Linked DNA regions of Homo sapiens: region 2 is linked to region 1. Evidence: chromatin loops called from intact Hi-C (ENCODE). Cell type or tissue: mammary epithelial cell. All regions are shown on one strand. Each heading gives the region's core, and the rest is flanking DNA. Links, peaks and the distances in the headings are about the cores only. Region 1 holds the start of LOC105369949 (a long non-coding RNA gene). Region 2 overlaps SLC41A2 (solute carrier family 41 member 2).

Evidence for each region. A loop is a pair of places that touch in the nucleus more often than their neighbours do. Peaks named below come from ENCODE experiments on the same cell type or tissue, not always from the same donor. Only the 100,000 strongest peaks of a DNase experiment are listed, where the experiment ranks them.
Region 2: it touches region 1 in a loop (14-fold over the local background); 10 of 110 quality-filtered maps call a loop at or near these places.

Annotation. Positions count from the first base shown.
Region 1 is chr12:104,376,910-104,385,244 of GRCh38, reverse strand. LOC105369949 (a long non-coding RNA gene) reads right to left here and starts at 8,126. Exons shown (of 4, transcript XR_007063432.1): 1 at 7,502-8,126; 2 at 3,293-3,459. RefSeq lists a silencer at 628-828. In mammary epithelial cell, for the core only: a CTCF peak has its summit at 3,224 (motif pointing left); a DNase peak (open chromatin) is centred at 3,214.
Region 2 is chr12:104,820,692-104,829,026 of GRCh38, reverse strand. The region is part of intron 10 of SLC41A2 (solute carrier family 41 member 2); the gene reads left to right. Among named protein-coding and RNA genes, the nearest start is that of SLC41A2, 130 kb to the left of the region's middle. RefSeq lists a silencer at 4,342-4,636. In mammary epithelial cell, for the core only: CTCF peaks have their summits at 1,246 (motif pointing right) and 3,431 (motif pointing right); no DNase peak of the experiment used is centred there.

The DNA.
Region 1 (8,335 bases), core at 1-8,000:
CAACAACCAAACCACATGTCAGGCACTGTTTAAAATGCTTTATATGCATTAAATCATATAATCTCTCAACAGTTGTCTCAAGTAGGTACTATTATTTTCCTGATTTTACAGATGAGGAAACCAAAGCAGAGAGGCTATACAGTATTAGATACTGGGCAAAACATGGAAGCAGAGGGAACTACCCACCCACCTGGGCATGCCAAAGACCACTAGTTAGGTATGTTGTGTGGCTGATTCTTCTACCTATAACATAGTTTTGATTTGGACCTTAAAGATTGGGCAGTTCCATTAACTCATTGCATTGGATAGATTCAGATAGGCTATGCTACAGTGACAAGCATTCCCCAAATTTCCTAAGTTTGTTTCTTGGTTATATAAGCAGGTAGGTGCGGGTAACAATCCAGGGTGCCTGTTCTCCATGCAGTGACACACAATCCAGGCTGCTTCAGTCCATCTCGAGAGAAGGCCTCTACATTTATCATGGCAGGGAAGGACAGAGGCTGAAGTGTCACATGGAGGCTTCCACTGACTCAGCCTGGAAGTAACACACCTCACTTGTGCTCACTTTCATTGGCCAAAGCTAGTCATTAGTCATGTGCCCCCACCCAAAGAAGGAGAGGAGAGCTGGGTATTGATGAGCACCAGTAATGTTCACCATACTCACTCATTCAGTAAGTAAGTACCTTCCAGGCCAAACAGGCAATGTGCTAGACTCTGGGTGTTTTAATCCATTCAGGCTGCTATAACAAAATACCACAGACGAGGTGGCTTATACACAACAGAAATTTATTTCTCCCAGTTCTGGAGGCTGGATGTCCAAGATCAAGATGCCAACAGATTCAGTGTCTGGTAAGAGCCTACTTCCTGGCTCCTAGACGGTGCCTTCTCACTGTGTCCTCACGTGGTGGAAGGGGCAAAGGTCTCTCTGTGGCTGTTTTTATAAGGGCACCAATCCCATCATAACAGCCCAATCCTCATGACCTCGTCTAAACCTAATCACCTCCCAAAGGCCCCACCTCCTCATACCATCACCTTGGGGGTTAAGTTTTCAGCATATGAATTTTGAGGAAACACAAACATTCAAATCATAGCACTGGGGATATAAAGATAAAACCACATGAAGCCCTTTCCCAATCCTTATTTATTTTGAACTGAATCTGTTTTCGCAGAGTGCTACACTGAATAATGGCCCCCAAAGACATCCATATCCTAATCTTTGAAACCTGCGAATATGTTACTGCCCATGGTAAAAGAAAATTTGCAGACAGGTTATTAAGGATCTTGAGATGAGAAAACTATCCTGGATTATCTGTATGGGTCCAAGGTACAAATCCTTAAAAGGATGCAAGAGGATCAAATTAGTAGCAGAAGATGGGGTGACAGAAGAAAGAGGTTGGAGAGATGTAAGAAGGGGTCACAAGGCCAGCAACGTGGATGGCCTCTGGAAGCTGGGTAAAGCAAGGGAATGGATTTTCCCCTGAGGTCTCCGGAGAGAACACAGCTCTGCCAACATCTTGGTTATAGACTTCTGACCTCTAGAACTGTAAGAGAATAAATTTGTGCTGTTTTTAGCCATTCTATTAGTAGTAATGTGTTAGAGCAGCAATTGAAAACAAGTAAACCTATGCTAGGGCTGGGATGGGAGAGGTACAAAAATTAGTGACAATAGGAATGGCAGGGCATGGTGGCTCACGTCTGTAATCCCAGCACTTTGGGAGGCTGAGGTGGCGGGATCACCTGAGCTTAGGAGTTTAAGACCCAGCCTAGGCAACATGGTGAAACCCTGTCTCTACTAAAAACACCCCCCTCCAAAAAAAATTAGCCAGATGTGGCAGTGCACACCTATAATCCCAGCTACTTAGGAAGATGAGGTGAGAGGATCACTTGAGCCCCAGAGGCAGATGTTGCAGTGCACTGTGATCATGCCACTGCACTCCAGCCTGGGTAACAGAGTGAGACTATGTCTCAAAAACAATAATAATAATAATAATGGCCGGGCGTGATGGCTCACGCCTGTAATCCCAGCACTTTGGGAGGCCAAGGCGGGTGGATCACAAGGTCAGTAGTTTGAGACCAGCCTGGCCAATATGGTGAAACCCCATCTCTATTAAAAATATAAAAATTAGCTGGACATGGTGGTGTGCACCTGTAGTCCCAGCTACTCAGGAGGCTGAGGCAGAAGAATCACCTGAACCTGGGAGGCCGAGGTTGCAGTGAGCCAAGATCGTGCCACTGCACTCCAGCCTGGGTGACAGAATGCGATTCCATCTCAAAATAAATAAATAAATAAATGTGATAAAATAATAACTGCCAATGTCCATCAAGCACTTACTCGATGCTGGGGCTGGCATGGTGGCTCCCTGCCCGTAATCTCAGTGCTTTGGGAGGCCAAGGTGGGAGGATCACCTGAGCCCAAAAGTTGAAGGTTACAGTGAGCTATGATCGTATCACTGCACTCCAGCCTGGACAACAGAGCAAGATCCTGTCTCTAAAAAAATAAAAAATAAAACTTCACTACACTATGAGATGAGATGAGTGTCTTTATTATCTCCAGATGACAGTTGTGAACCTGAGGCTCACGAAGGTTAAGTAACATTAAGTAACATTCCTAAGAGGGCACCATAGCTGTGGGTGGTCAAGACAGGATTTGGACTCAGTCCAGAATCTAGCAAAGATGTGTACAAGTCTTGCCCAAGGCACACTGCTAGCGGCAGAGGCAGGACAAAACCTTGAGCCTCCCAACTGACTCCAGAGGACTCTTTCCCTAAAGTATACTTAACGTGGTGGGGTAGATCAAAGTATCTGCAGGGGGCAGGATCTGGAAGGGGTGTGGGCATTGAGCCAGCCTGGAAGGGACGTGGAGCCCAGGGTAGATTCTTTAAGATTCTTTACAGGCCTGGCCGGGGTGTTGACACTTCATAACCACACAGAGGCTCCGCGTGGGCATGCTTGTCTCAGCAGCCCACACGGAGGTAGGTGCTTCTGACATCTCGCAGGAGCCTCCAACCAGCACCACCTCTCAAGCCTTCCCTCCTTTGTCAGTAGGGAAGTCAGAGAAAGTATTACCAAGTCCACCAACCCAGAGCTCGTGGGGTCCTTGCAGCTTCTAGACTCTAAAGTGCATCTCACTTAAAGAACAAATGCCCCACAGACCAAATCTAGCTAAACAGAGGTTCTTCGGTCCACTGTTGGCCTCCAAGAGCAACTGTATGTTTTGAGCGCCACCTAGTGGTACCCAGGGCCCCCAGCGTTTTTGACTTCTCAAACCTGCCCTTAAGGACGGAGCTCCTACCTCCCGCCTCGGAGGTCTCTCCAGGTAGGCTAAGGTGACTTAGAGGACCGCCAGCCCCTTCTGGTTCCAGAGCTCTTCAGAGAGGTCCAAGGCCAACTGGTTCCTCGAAACTGTGGGTTTACATCGGGACTGCCCCATCCTGGGCTCTGCCTGTCAAGAATGCTGTCCTGGATTAGGGCACAGGAGAATGCGTTTTGTCATTGATCTGGAGGGAGGGAAGGCATGTGGAGGAATCAGCATCTCATTTCAATGTGAGAGAAACTAATGGAGGGAAGAGAATTTTTTAAAGCTAGTGAGAACACACATTCATTTGACAACTTAGTTAAAAAGGACCGATTCCTTGAAAAATACAAATGACTACAACTCACCCAATGTGAACTAGATAATTTGAGTATGCCTACAACTGTTAAGGAAATCGAATTTGCAATTTTAAAACTCCCAAAAAAGAAGTCTCCAGATCCAGATGGTTTCACTGAAGAATTCTACCAAATGTTTAAAGAGGAATTCACACCATCTCTCTACATTCTCTTTCAGAAAATAGAAGAGGAGGGAACACTTTCCAATTCATTTTATGAAGATAGTATTTCCCTGATATTAAAACCACAGATAGGAATGAGTACAGTGGCTCACATCTGTAATCCTAGCATTTTGGGAGGTCAAAGTGGGAGGATGACTTGAGCCCAGGGGTTCAAGACCAGCCTGGGCAACAAAGTGAGACACTGTCTCTATAAAAATTACAAAAATTAACCAGGCATGGTAGCATGTGCCTGTAGTCCCAGCTACTCGGGAAGCTGAGGCCAGAGGACTGCTTGAGCTTAAGAGGTTGAGGCTGCTGGCTGGGCACGGTGGCTCACACCTGTAATTCCAGCACTTTGGGAGGCCGAGGTGGGCGGATCACTTGAGGTCAGCAGTTCGAGACCAGCCTGGCCAAGATGCCGAAATCCTGTCTCTACTAAAAATACAAAAATTAGCCAGGCATGGCGGCACATGCCTGTAATCCCAGTTACTCAGGAGGCTGAGGCAGAAGCATCACTTGAACCTGGGAGGCAGAGGTTACACTGAGCCAAGATCGCGCCACTGAACTCCAGCCTGAGCAACAGAGAGAGACTCTGTCTCAAAAACAAACAAACAAATAAATAAAACCAAGGTAGTAAAAAAAACCTACAGATCAATATCCCTCATGAATATATACATGAAAATCCTTAACAAAATATTAGCAAATAGAATTCAGCAATATATCTCAAGGATTGTACAGGATGACCAACTGGAGTTTATTCCACAGATGAAAGGGTAGTTGAATATTTGAAAATCAATCAATGCAATCCACCATATTAACAGGTGAAAGAAGAGAAATAATATGATCATATAAATTAATGCAGAAAAAGCATTTGACAAAATTCAGCACCCATTTGTAAAAAAAAAAACTTACAAAACTATAGCTAACACACTTAATGCTTGAAAGACTAAATGCTTTCCCCCACAAAATTAGTGACAAGGCCAGGAGGTCCATTCTTTTTTTTTTTTTTTTTTTTTTTGAGACAGAGTCTCACTCTGTCACCCAGGCTGGAGTGCAGTGGCATGATCTCGGCTCACTGCAAGCTCCACCTCCCGGGTTCACACCGTTCTCCTGCCTCAGCCTCCCGAGTAGCTGGGACTACAGGCGCCCGCCACCACGCCCGGCTAATTTTTTTTTTTTTTTGTATTTTTAGTAGAGACGGGATTTCACCGTTTTAGCCAGGATGGTCTCGATTTCCTGACCTTGTGATCCACCTGCCTCTGCCTCCCAAAGTGCTGGGATTACAGGCGTGAGCCACCACGCCCAGCCAGGAGGTCCACCCTTATTCAGCATAGTGCCAGAAGTTATAGCTAGTGAAGTCAGGCTAGAAAAAAGAAAAAGGCATACAGTTTTGCTTATGTTTGCAAATCAAGAAGATTAAGGTCACTTATGAAGCATAACGGGCTTTGTCTGCTCAGGGATTCTTCACACTGGTCTTCATCTTAATTTATTTTAACACTACAGAGATGAGGAAATCACTTGAGAAATTTTGTAATGAACTAGCAAAGCCCAAGTTCCACTCCCCATGACTGGCTTCCTCTGGTCCAGGGTAGGGCCTGAGCATCTGAATTTTGTAACACTGCCCAGGTGATTCTAAGGTGCACATTTAGCAAATGTGAGAACCACTTTACTAAAGGGAGAGCTTCCAAAAAACACCCAAATACAGCGCATCTCCAGGTTTGGTTCCTGACCAGTTGGCAGCCTCAGTGTCACCTGGGAGCTTGTTAGAAATGCCCAGCCCCAGGCCGGGCGCGTTGGTTCACGCCTGTAACCCCAGCACTTTGGGAAGCTGAGGTGGGAGGATCACCTGATTTCAGGAGTTCAAGACCAGCCTGGTCAACTTGGTGAAGCCCTGTCTCTACTAAAAATACAAAAATTAGCTGGGCATGGTGGCATGTGCCTGTAATCCCAGCTGCTTGGGAGGCTGAGGTGAGAGAATCACTTGGACCCAGGAGGTGGAAATTGCAGTGAGCCGAGATCACATCACTGCACTCCAGCCTGGGTAAAAGAGTGAGACTATGTCTCAAAAAAAAAAGAAAGAAAGAAAGAAAGAAATGCCCAACCCCAGACCCCACCCCAGACCTACTGAATGAGAAACTCTGAGGATACGACCCAGAGATCTGCTTTTTCAGAAGCCCTCCTCTGATTCTGATGCCCACTCAAGGCTGAGAACCTCTGCCTCAGCAGACGAATTCTAGGAGAAACTGATTCACAAACTACAAACTAAATCTGGTTAAAAAGCATCGAGAACATTGTTCAGCCTCCGTGGTGATCAAAAGAAAGGCAATGTAAAAACAGCAGTGAAATCCCATGTGACACCTGTCAAATTAGTAAATTTCAAAATCAGGCAAAGAAATAATAGTACTTCATGATTCCCTTTTCACACAACTAGGTTAGTACAACCATCTAGTTTGCCAAGGACTGAGGTTCCCAGAATTTGAGGTTTTCTGTGCTAAAGCCAGAAAGTCTCTGCAAGCCAGGACCAGTTGGTCCTTCCATACAAGACTCATCAGATTGGTATCACTATGGTTTACTCTCTGTTGTCCCCATTGGACTGTAATCCATAGGGACAGGACCCTGTGTGTCTTGTATTATAGCCTTCTCAAAGGCATCAGAGTCTAGAGGGGAGGAGAATGAGTGCTGAGTTCGGTCTGTCTGGCTTCAAGTCCTAACTCCACAGATTATCAGCTGTAAGACCTTGAACAAGCTATTTCTACTTTCTGTACCTCAGTGTTCTCATCTGAAAAATGGGTATGATAAGAATGACACAGGACTGATCTCATGGGGATATTGTGAGAATTGAACATGAGTTACTGCATGTGACCCACTTAGAATAGTGCTGGGCATATAGAAAGTGCTCGATGATGTTAGCTACAATTATGAAAGGAGGGGAGCCCGCAAACCCCATTTGAGAGATTGGAAGTAATCGCATGGTGGTTACAGAAGCTGTAGGTGGCTGGATTTTCTGGATGGTGGATAGACAGCAGTCTCTGGCTACCTCCAAAGGGTCAAGAGGGAACTTTTCAGGGTGAGGAAGATGACACAGGGGGGCCGCAGGCTGCCCCTGGCCTTCCCCTTTCTGGGTCCCCTACTCATTTTCCCTTAGACAGACTCCCCAGTGCCTGGGGTCCTCAGGGATCCCGGCCTAAAACTACACTTTCCATTGAATTCTCACTTGAGGAGGCCCGGGGCTCTCACTGGAGAGGCCACCCCAGGAGGGTGGATGCTTCTGTTCATTGTTGAGGAACCAGGACTGAGCTTCTAGCACAGGGTAGGTACTTTGTAACTATTTGTTAAATGATTAATTTTAATGAGTCAATTTTGTTTTCTTTGTTTTTATTTTTGTTTTTGTTTTTTTTGATAGGGTCTCTCTCTGTCACTAAGGCTGGAGTGCAGTGGCACAATCTCCACTCACTGCAACCTCAACCTCCTGGTTTCAAACAATCCTCACACCTCAGCTTCCCAAGTAGCCAGGACTACAGATGTGTACTAACATGCCCAGCTAATTATTGTATTTTTTTTCTTTTTAGAGATGGGGGTCTCACTATGTTGCCCATGCTGGTCTTGAACTCCTTGGCTCAAGCAATCCTCACTCCTCAGCCTCCCACAGTCCTGGAATGACAGGCATGAACCACTGTGCCCGACCTACATACCTTTTTAATTATCGTCATCTATCAGTGCCCAGATCTGCCTCATCTCTGGTCCTGCCCTTGATCAAGACCCTCCCAGCTGTGTCCTTCCTGTTGGGTCATGAACCAGGAAGCAGAATGGCCATACACAAAATGGCTGCACCTGGGAATCCCCCAGGGGTCCTCTCCCCATTCGCCGCCTCGACTTGAGAGATAGCAAAGGGAAAGAGAACATACTGGATGCAATAGTCAGATGCCTAAATCGTCTTCTTTATCACCGTCATTAGGAACCTAACACAAGAGCCCTGTGTCCTGGCTCCTCAATGGCATTGCACATATTCTCTCGGCTCTGAGGCGCTAAATAGCCTGGTTGTTAGACTTAATGGGAGCGTCCGTCCAGAAGAGAGTGCTTGTGAAAGCAATGAAGGCTGAATTCACTCCACTCTTCCCCTCACCCTGCCCTCTGGAATGGATTATCCTTCCTGTGTGTCCCTCCGGGACATGCCACTACCAACGCTATAACAAACTTGCTCATCAGTTTCCCTTTCCTAGCCCGTGAGTTTTCGAAGGACAGGGACCCTGTTCATTCATCATTTGTTTAGGGAACCCCTACCTAGGAGGTGCCTGGTACTACCCTAAATAAGGCAAGCAGAGATGAATAAGACACAGCCGAGGAATTTATAACTAGCCACCTCCTGTCTTACTCATCTCTGCCTCCTTGGCATTTAACACAGTGTCTGGTAAATAAGACACATGTTTGTTAAATAAGTGGATGAATATCCCTAAATGACCCCAAATCAGGCTATGGAAGGGGCCGTAACTAAAATCCATTGTAGCACTGCTGTGGCAATCTAGGCC
Region 2 (8,335 bases), core at 1-8,000, 440 kb before region 1:
TCCACATCCTTGCTATCACCTAGTATTGTCAGGCTTTCTATTAATACCTTTAGCCATTGTAGTGGCTGTAAAGGTAGTATCATGGTGATCATAATTTGCATTTATCTGATGACTGATGATAGTGACTATATTTTTATGGGTTTATTAACCACTCATGTTTTCTTATGCCTATTTTTTTTTTAAATTGGGTTGACTTATGGAGTTATAAGAGTTCTTTGTATATTATGGATACTACTTTTTTGTTAGATATATGTATTGGAAATATTTTCTCACAGTCTATCAATTGTCTTTTTATTTTCATTTTTAAAAATATTGTGTATTTTTGAGGTTTACAATATGATGTTGAAACGGGAAACGTTCCTTGTCCCCCTCACAGGGCATGTGATGGGGGTATGGCTCGCTTCTTCCGTACACCACTGCTCAAACCTCTAGGGGAGCATACAGATGGGCAGGCTGTGGAGCTCCAAACCCACAGCAGTGTCTAGGGGTGATTGTTTACAGCTGAAGCACCAGTGGGCGTGTGTTACAGGGTGCTCTTTTAGTTTAGCTATCCGTAGATGGTTTATGTTAGCTCAGTTAGACTCCTGCCTTATTGCAAGGACAGACGGCTTTCTGTATACTGGGGTTCTTGCCTTGGTGTACCAGAAGAATCAGATTACCTGTGGGCTTAGAGAATGAGTGCAAGGTTTTATTGAGTGGAAGTAGCTCTCAGCAGATGGGGGAGCCAGAAGGGAGATGGTTTTCCACTGGAGCCGGCCACTCAGCAGCCTGGGCTCTCCTCCAAGTGCCCCAGCCAAACTCCACATCATTCTGCCAGTCGATGGCCTGCCAGCATGCCGGTGCCTGTCGGTGTGTTCCTCCTGACGTTCAGCCGCCCATCTGTTTCTCTGCTGATGTGCTCCTCTTGACGTCCAGTTGCTTGTGTGTCTGCTTGCTAGGGTCTCAGGGTTTTTATAGGCACAGGATGGGGCTTGGCAGGCAAGGGTGGTCTTGGGAAATGCAACATTTGGGCAGGAAAGCAAAAATGCCTGTCTTCACCTAGGTCCATGGGCACAGGCCTGGGGGTGGAGCCCTAGCCAGGGACTATGCCCTCCTCTACACAGCACTTCTTCTCCAATTCCGTCTTATTTAAAGGAACCATGCCCTTCCCAGCACTTCTGTATCATTATCCCCCTCTGAAGAGGTATATCTTACTGCCGTTAGAATATGGACGATGACCGGCCTTAGCTGTTTCCTGACGACAGGGGGCACTGTTTTGGGCAAAACAGCAGTCAGATTTCTCCCAGTCTATCTAAGTGTTCCTAGCAAAGGGGAGCCATCGTCCAAGGCTTCGGTTGCCTGACCGTTTGGAGTTTGATGGCTTCTAGGCATGAGAGAAAAAAAACAAGTTTTATAAGGTTAAGTATACATGGGTTATACGTGTGTTATACAAGGAAAGAATTTAGTGCCAAAGATTACAGAGATAAGTGAAATATACGAACAACAATATTGTACCTTGAATTGTATCACCCTGGTGAAAGAAATTAAACCTTATATGGGAGCGGATAAACTTTTAGAATGAGAGAAAACTGTTCTTGCCTTATCTTTAGCAGTTAACAGGTGCACTCTGGGAATTCTAGGGTTTGTAGGCTTGCCTGGGGGCCATTAAAGCTTCTTTCTCTTTCCTGCATTTCTCTCCCTTTGCTGGGCCTCCCTGTCTCTATTATAAAAGACCGAGGTGACTACTTTAAGGAGGTTCTCTAAAGTGCTATCTGGTCCCAGGACCTGTTTTTATAGCTTCCTCCTGATATCAGGGGCTGCCTGAATAATAAATTTATCCTTTGGGATTAGCTGTCCCTCAACTGAATCAAGAGATAAGAGAGGTGTGCTTTACGAAGGCCTCTCTTAGCCGCTCCAGGAAGGCAGTGGGATTCTCATCAAATCCCTGATCGATCATGGACAACTTAGTATAATTGCCGTCTCAGAGAAGGCTTGGTCTTAGTTCTACATATGCCCTCTATTATGCACACCTAAGGATGTCTCCTCTTCCAGTCTTCCACCTTGTCACTGGGATCCCATTTAGGGTCATACACTGGTACTGCTTCTCTTCCAATTGGATAATATTTACCCTCTTCCCTGACACTTTACATGATACAAAGCTCATCCCCAAATCTCTCTGCTACTTGCAGAACAGCCTGCTTCTCAGCGTCCATCAGGTTCTAATTCAAAAGTGACATAATGTCTCTCCAGGAGAGTTCAAATATTTGGGTGAAATTCTGGAAAGCCTCTATATATCTATCAGGGTCATCTGAAAACTTGCCAAGATCCCCCATTTGCTTTAAGTTCTGTAGGGAGAAGGGGACCTGGACCTTACTGGGCCCAAATTCACTGGGCATCTGTTGGAAAGGCAAGAGTGAGACTGGGGCTTGTTTAGAGTGATGATTTCTAGGAGGGGGTAAGGGAGAGGCTGAAGTTGGATAGAAAGGTTGGGGTGGACCCAGAGGAGCAGGGCTTGAGGGTGCTGGCTTCTCTGCTGGGGGTGCCTCTGGGACTCATGTCTTTAATTTCCTGGCCTTGCCACTTGCAGCCTTCCTGAGACAGCAAACACAGGGGCTAGGTCAATCCTACATTGTCGGCAAAGGTCGGGATTGCCTTGCAAGGTATAGAAAGCCTGCACGTATGGGACCTCAGACCATCTGTCCTCGCATCTACAGAAAAGTTCCAATTGCCATATGGTATTGAAATGAATGGTCCTTTCCTGAGGCCAAGCCAGTCCTTCCTGTAAATCATAATTTGGCCAAACCTTTGTGCAGAGAGCTATGAGGTGCTTTTCCTCCAGATTATGAGGGTCAAAGCAGTCCCAATGGTTCAGGATACACTCCAGAGGAGTATAAGCTGGCGGTGGTGAAGAGAACTGTTTGCCCATTCTGAAAGACAGGGAATAGAGGCTTCCCTCATTTCCCTTCCCTCTTTCAGCGAAAACTCAGGATGTGATGGAGAGAGAAAGCGAGCATCTTCCCTTCACTCTCTACCTCTTATCCCTGAGCCCTGGTGACCTTGGCAGGTGCTGGCCGTAGGTGCAATTGCAGTATGTACCCATGAAGCAGAGAAAACCTGGAGAATAGGAATTAAACGCTGTCACCTATGCCTCCCATTCTCCCTGTTGTTGGCAATCTTTGAGGTCCCAGGGACTGTTCATGCCATAAAGCATGGCCTCCTTCTGTGGGGTGGGTTTCAGTTGGCAGGAATTGGTCCTGCCCATTTACATTGTGCCTATTGCCTGGCTTTGAATCCCTCGCACCTGGTTTTTCTTTCTAGGGCTTCAGCCTGAAGCTTGGAATCGAGTTTGGGACTGAAAAGATATTTCAGAGGCTGTTTGTATCTGTTTAGAGTGTCTCAAATGAGCCCTGCTGAATTTGCAGTTCTCAGCCAGCAGGGGTCATTCCTCCCTTAACTTCCATATCAGAAACAGAGTTGGGAGGGGGAGCCCTCTCACATGGAAAAGGAAAAAACAGAAAAACAGTTTAAGGGGCAAAAAGGGGGAGATTCTGGGGGAAGAACCCCTTGCTTAGTGCAACTGGGTTCCTCTAATTCTTATATCTTTTTCCTGGTTCAGACTGGGTTGAATTCCTTGGCCAAAGGAGAAATGTTCCATTGACACAGCAGGCGAGAAGCGCCCTATCTGTTGACCCCGTGGGGTCCTGGCTACCACTGGTTTTCTCCTGCCCCCCTTGTGACTGTTGGGTTTGGCTTTTGCCTGCTGCAGGCATGCCCAGGTGCCTGAGCTGGGAGGGGTAAGAATAAGGAGAGGTGCCCTGAGCCACGCATGCCTGTGACTGTCGAGGTGGAGGCATACATGCACCTCTAGGAAAAAATTGGTCTGATTTGCACCTTTGGTGGCTGAGCCAAATGCTCATTTTACTTAGTAACATTGCCGCAGCCTGTAGCAAAACTCTTAATATTATAAAGAAAGAGATAAGAGCCATTTTAAACCATGTGAGAGAGAGAGAAAAAAGAGACAAAGTCTGGGGGTTTTGACTGGCCCAGTTAGGGCGGTTTAAAACTCTGTGAAGGGAAACAGAGCCTCTTACCCGCAGGAAAGAGAGAAAGGTGGTGGAGTTTCGGAAGAGAGGCAGACCCGACAGTTTCACATTCACTCACACCTTCCACAATCCTGGATGAGCCCCCAGTTGAAAAGGTAAAATTTCCCTTGTCCTCCTCTCAGGGCACGTGATGGGAGTGTAGTTTACTTCTTCAGTGCCCAGCTGCTCAAACCTCTAGGGGAGCATACAGACAGGCAGGCTGTGGGGCTCTGACCCCACAGCATTGTCTAGGGGTGAATGTTTGCAACTGAAGCCCCAGTGGGCATGTGTTACAGAGTGCTCTTTTAGTTTAGCCATCTGTAGGCAGCTTGTGCTAGCTCAATTAGACTCCTGCCTTATCGCAAGGACAGAGGGCTTTCTGTATCCTGGGTTCTTGTCTTGGTGTACTTGAAGAATCAGATTACACATGGGCTTAGAGAATGAGTGCAAGGTTTTATTGAGTGAAAGTAGCTCTCAGCAGATGGGGGAGCCAGAAGGGAGATGGTTTTCCCCTGGAGTCGGGCCGCTTGGAGGCCTGGGCTCTCCTCCAACTGCCCCAGCCAGACTCCACATCATTCTGCTGGTGGATGGCCTGCTTGCATGCTGGTGCCTGTTGGTGTGTTCCTCCTGATGTTCAGCCGCCCATATGTTCCTCCACTGATGTGCTCCTCTCGATGTCCAGCTGCCTGTGTGTCTGCCTGCTGGGGTCTCGGGGGGGTTTATAGGCACAAGATGGGGGCGTGGCAGGCCAGGGTGTTCTTGGGAAATGCAACATTTGGGCAGGGAAAAAAAAATGCCTGTCTTCACGTAGGTCCATGGGCACAGGCCCGGGGGTGGAGCCCTAGCCAAGGACCACACCCTCCTCCACACAGCACTTCCCTTCCCTTCAGCACTTCCCTTCACCTCTTCCGTATCATTTAAAGGGACCATGCCCCTCCTGGCACTTCCGTATCAATGTTATGAAATACATATAGATAGTAAAATGGTTACTATAGTGAAGTAGATTAAAATATCTGTCATCTCATGTAGTTATTTTTTTGTGTGTGACAAAAACAGCTAAAATCTACTTATTTAACAAAAATCCCTAATACAATATAATTTTATTAACTTTAGTCCTTATGCTGTATATTAGATCTTTAAATTTTGCCTTTTTATTTTCTTGACCATGTATTTTAAGAGCAGAAGTTCTAATTTGAATGAAGTTCAGTTTATCAGTTTTTGCAAATGATTAGTGCTTTTCATATCCTAAGAAATCTTTGCCTATCCCTCAGTTGTGAGGGCTTTCTGTTTTAGAGATTTTCTAGTTTTAGCTTTTATTTGAGTCTCTGACCATTTTGAATTAATTTTTGTGTATGGTATATGATAAGGCTTGAGGTTCATATTTTTCAGTATGAACATCCGGTTGTTACAGCACCATTTATTGGGAAGACTATCATTCTCCCTTGAATTATCTTAGCATCTTTGTCAAAAATCAATTTACTATATATATATATATGCAGGTCTATTTCTAGACTTTCTTCTGTTCCACTGATTTATATGTCTATTCTTAAGCAACTGTTGTTTTCTTTTGAGCCTTAACTTGTTGTTGATTTTAGTTTTAAAAAGAAATCATTTACCTTTTTTTAAAATTGCAAACTCTTCTGTAGGTAGCTCTCATACATATATTTTTATGTTGACAGGTATAGATATACTAAATAACCAAATGTAATGTAGATGCTTTTGCCACTGTGATTTCTGCCAAAATCAACATCCTTTTATTCTCTACTCTCAACATAGAGTTTTGGCATTTCAACAGCAGTAGTAATTATATCTACAAATCCTTATGTGATGCTCTATCTCAAACCTTCTGGAAGTCCAAGTTGATTATGTCTGGGTTTTCACACTTGTCACTTCTCATAGCTGCTTTTTCCAATATGTTAATTAATTAGGCATTTTTTCCTTTTGTTCTCTATGTTCTTTCTCTAAGCAATGACTTTAGACTCTCCCATGTCAAAACAAAATTCTTTTTATAGTTTTCAAATTTCTCAGTTATTTCTTTGCCCCTTTCTTTAATTCCCTCTCAATATAGTGAGTTTTCTTCTTATCACAGTTTTTGTTTTGTTTTCTTAACCTTTTTTATGTCAAAGGAGTTCAGAGCTATACTTCTGATTTTTTTTTACCTGCAATTAAAATTTTTTCAGGTAGTTTCACTTTCTAGAGATATCTATTACTCAATTCCTACAGATTTCAAAATTATCTTTCTAAATCTGTTTTCTGAGACCATATGTCCCCTACTTAAGAAATAGGTCTCTATACTGAGCTTAGTCAAGAGAGGGATGTTAGGTCATTGTCTCATGGGGCTATTTTTTGTTTTTGTTTTTCAGTTTATTGAGTTTTGTTTCTTCTCATAAAACAGCATATATTCCTTATTATCAAAATTGCTCACAATCCCCACACTCAAAGGCCATCATCACAAATAATTTTGGTGTGTATGCTATTTTTTAAAACTTTTTTAAAAATAATTTTTCAAATTTGAGTAGCGCTTTGGAAAGACACTCAATAAACAGTTTTAAGTAAGCGAATATGCCTTTTTCCAGTGAAATGTTTTGCTGGGCAACCTGCAGAAGGCCTATTTGAAGTGGGCATGGTAGTAGACTCAGGACCATTTTGGCTATGGGCAAAAAGGGAGCACATAAGTTGTACAGGGCCTAGCCTCTGCTGATTGCACCTTTCCTTAATATTCTATGGATATCAAGAGTATTGTACTAATTATACTTAGCATATAGTAGAAAATCAATGTGTTCATTTATTTTAGTTATTTATATATGCTTCATTCACACTTTTTTTTCTTTTTCCTTCTTCTTGTTAGAAACCAAGAAACAACTTTAGTTTGAATATTTCCTTGATTTTTAGGCTATCATTTCTTAATATCAAGTGACATTAGCTGTCTCTAGTTCTTTGCATTATTCCTTCAGAATGACATGGTCAGATAAGGGAGTGTCCATGGCAGGTGTAACTAGGCAATAGTTAATGAACACCCAGCCAAGAATGATGATATCTTTTAAAATTCTAAATTGTACATTAACTGTTGAATAAAGAACAATGATATGTATAAGGTATAAAGAATAATAACATAGTGAATGCTAGTGCACTTAACCTGTCAGCTCAAAAATACAACACTACAATTGCCCTAGTACCTACAGGTTTAGAAGACACCTATGTGCCCCATTCTCTTCTCCAGAGGAAACTTTTCATCCTGATAGCTTTCATGGCTACGTTTTCCCTTGTTATTTTACTGTGTGTATTTGGACACCTAAATATTGTTTTATTTCAACATGTTTTTAAGTTTTAGAAAATTGAATCATACTGAATATATGCTTAAGCGACTTTTTTTGCTCAGCATTGTATTTGAGATTCATTCATATATGTAAGTATTATTCATCTACTATATTTAGCGGGACTACCATTCAGCTATTTTACTGTTACATAGTATTCTATTGTGTGAATATTCCACAATGTATTCAACCATTTTTCTTTTAATGGACTTTTTAGATTGTTTTTAGTTTTTTGCTATTAAAAATCAAGGTTATGAATGTTATCATGTAGGTCTCCTGGAACGTATTATAAGAGTTTATTTTGTAAAGAAGATCTTAACCATTTTATGTCATGGACTCCTTGGGAATTTTTTTTAATATTATGGGATTCTTCTCAAATTAAGGTTTTTAAATGCATGCAATAAAATACATAGGTTTATAAAGGAAACCAACTCTCTCTCTATATATGTAATGTAAAATACATATCTACATATTTTTAAAGCCCTGATTTTTAAATTATTAGATTCAACAGATATAAAATTACATTTCAAGAAATACAGCCAGAAGAAACATAGAGGAAAAGAAAAGAATCACAGAAACTGTACACATTGTTCACTGAAAGTTCTTGTATAACAATATAGAAGATTGTTATTATACTCACGACTTTTTGTCTTTTCGCATTAGAACTAAATAAAAAGTCAAGAGTGATATAGAAATTCCCTGCATTAGGCGGGGCACAGTGGCTCATGCCTGTAATCCCAGCACTTTGGGAGGCTGAGGTGAGTGGATCACCTGAGGTCAGGAGTTCAAGACCAGCCTGGCCAACATGATGAAACCCCGTCTCAACTAAAAATACGAAAAAATTAGCTGGGCATGGTGGCGGGCACCTGTAATCCTACCTACTTCGGAAGGCTGAGGCAGGAGAATCACTTGAACCCAGGAGGGGGAGGTTGCAGTGGGCCAAGATCGCACCATTGCACT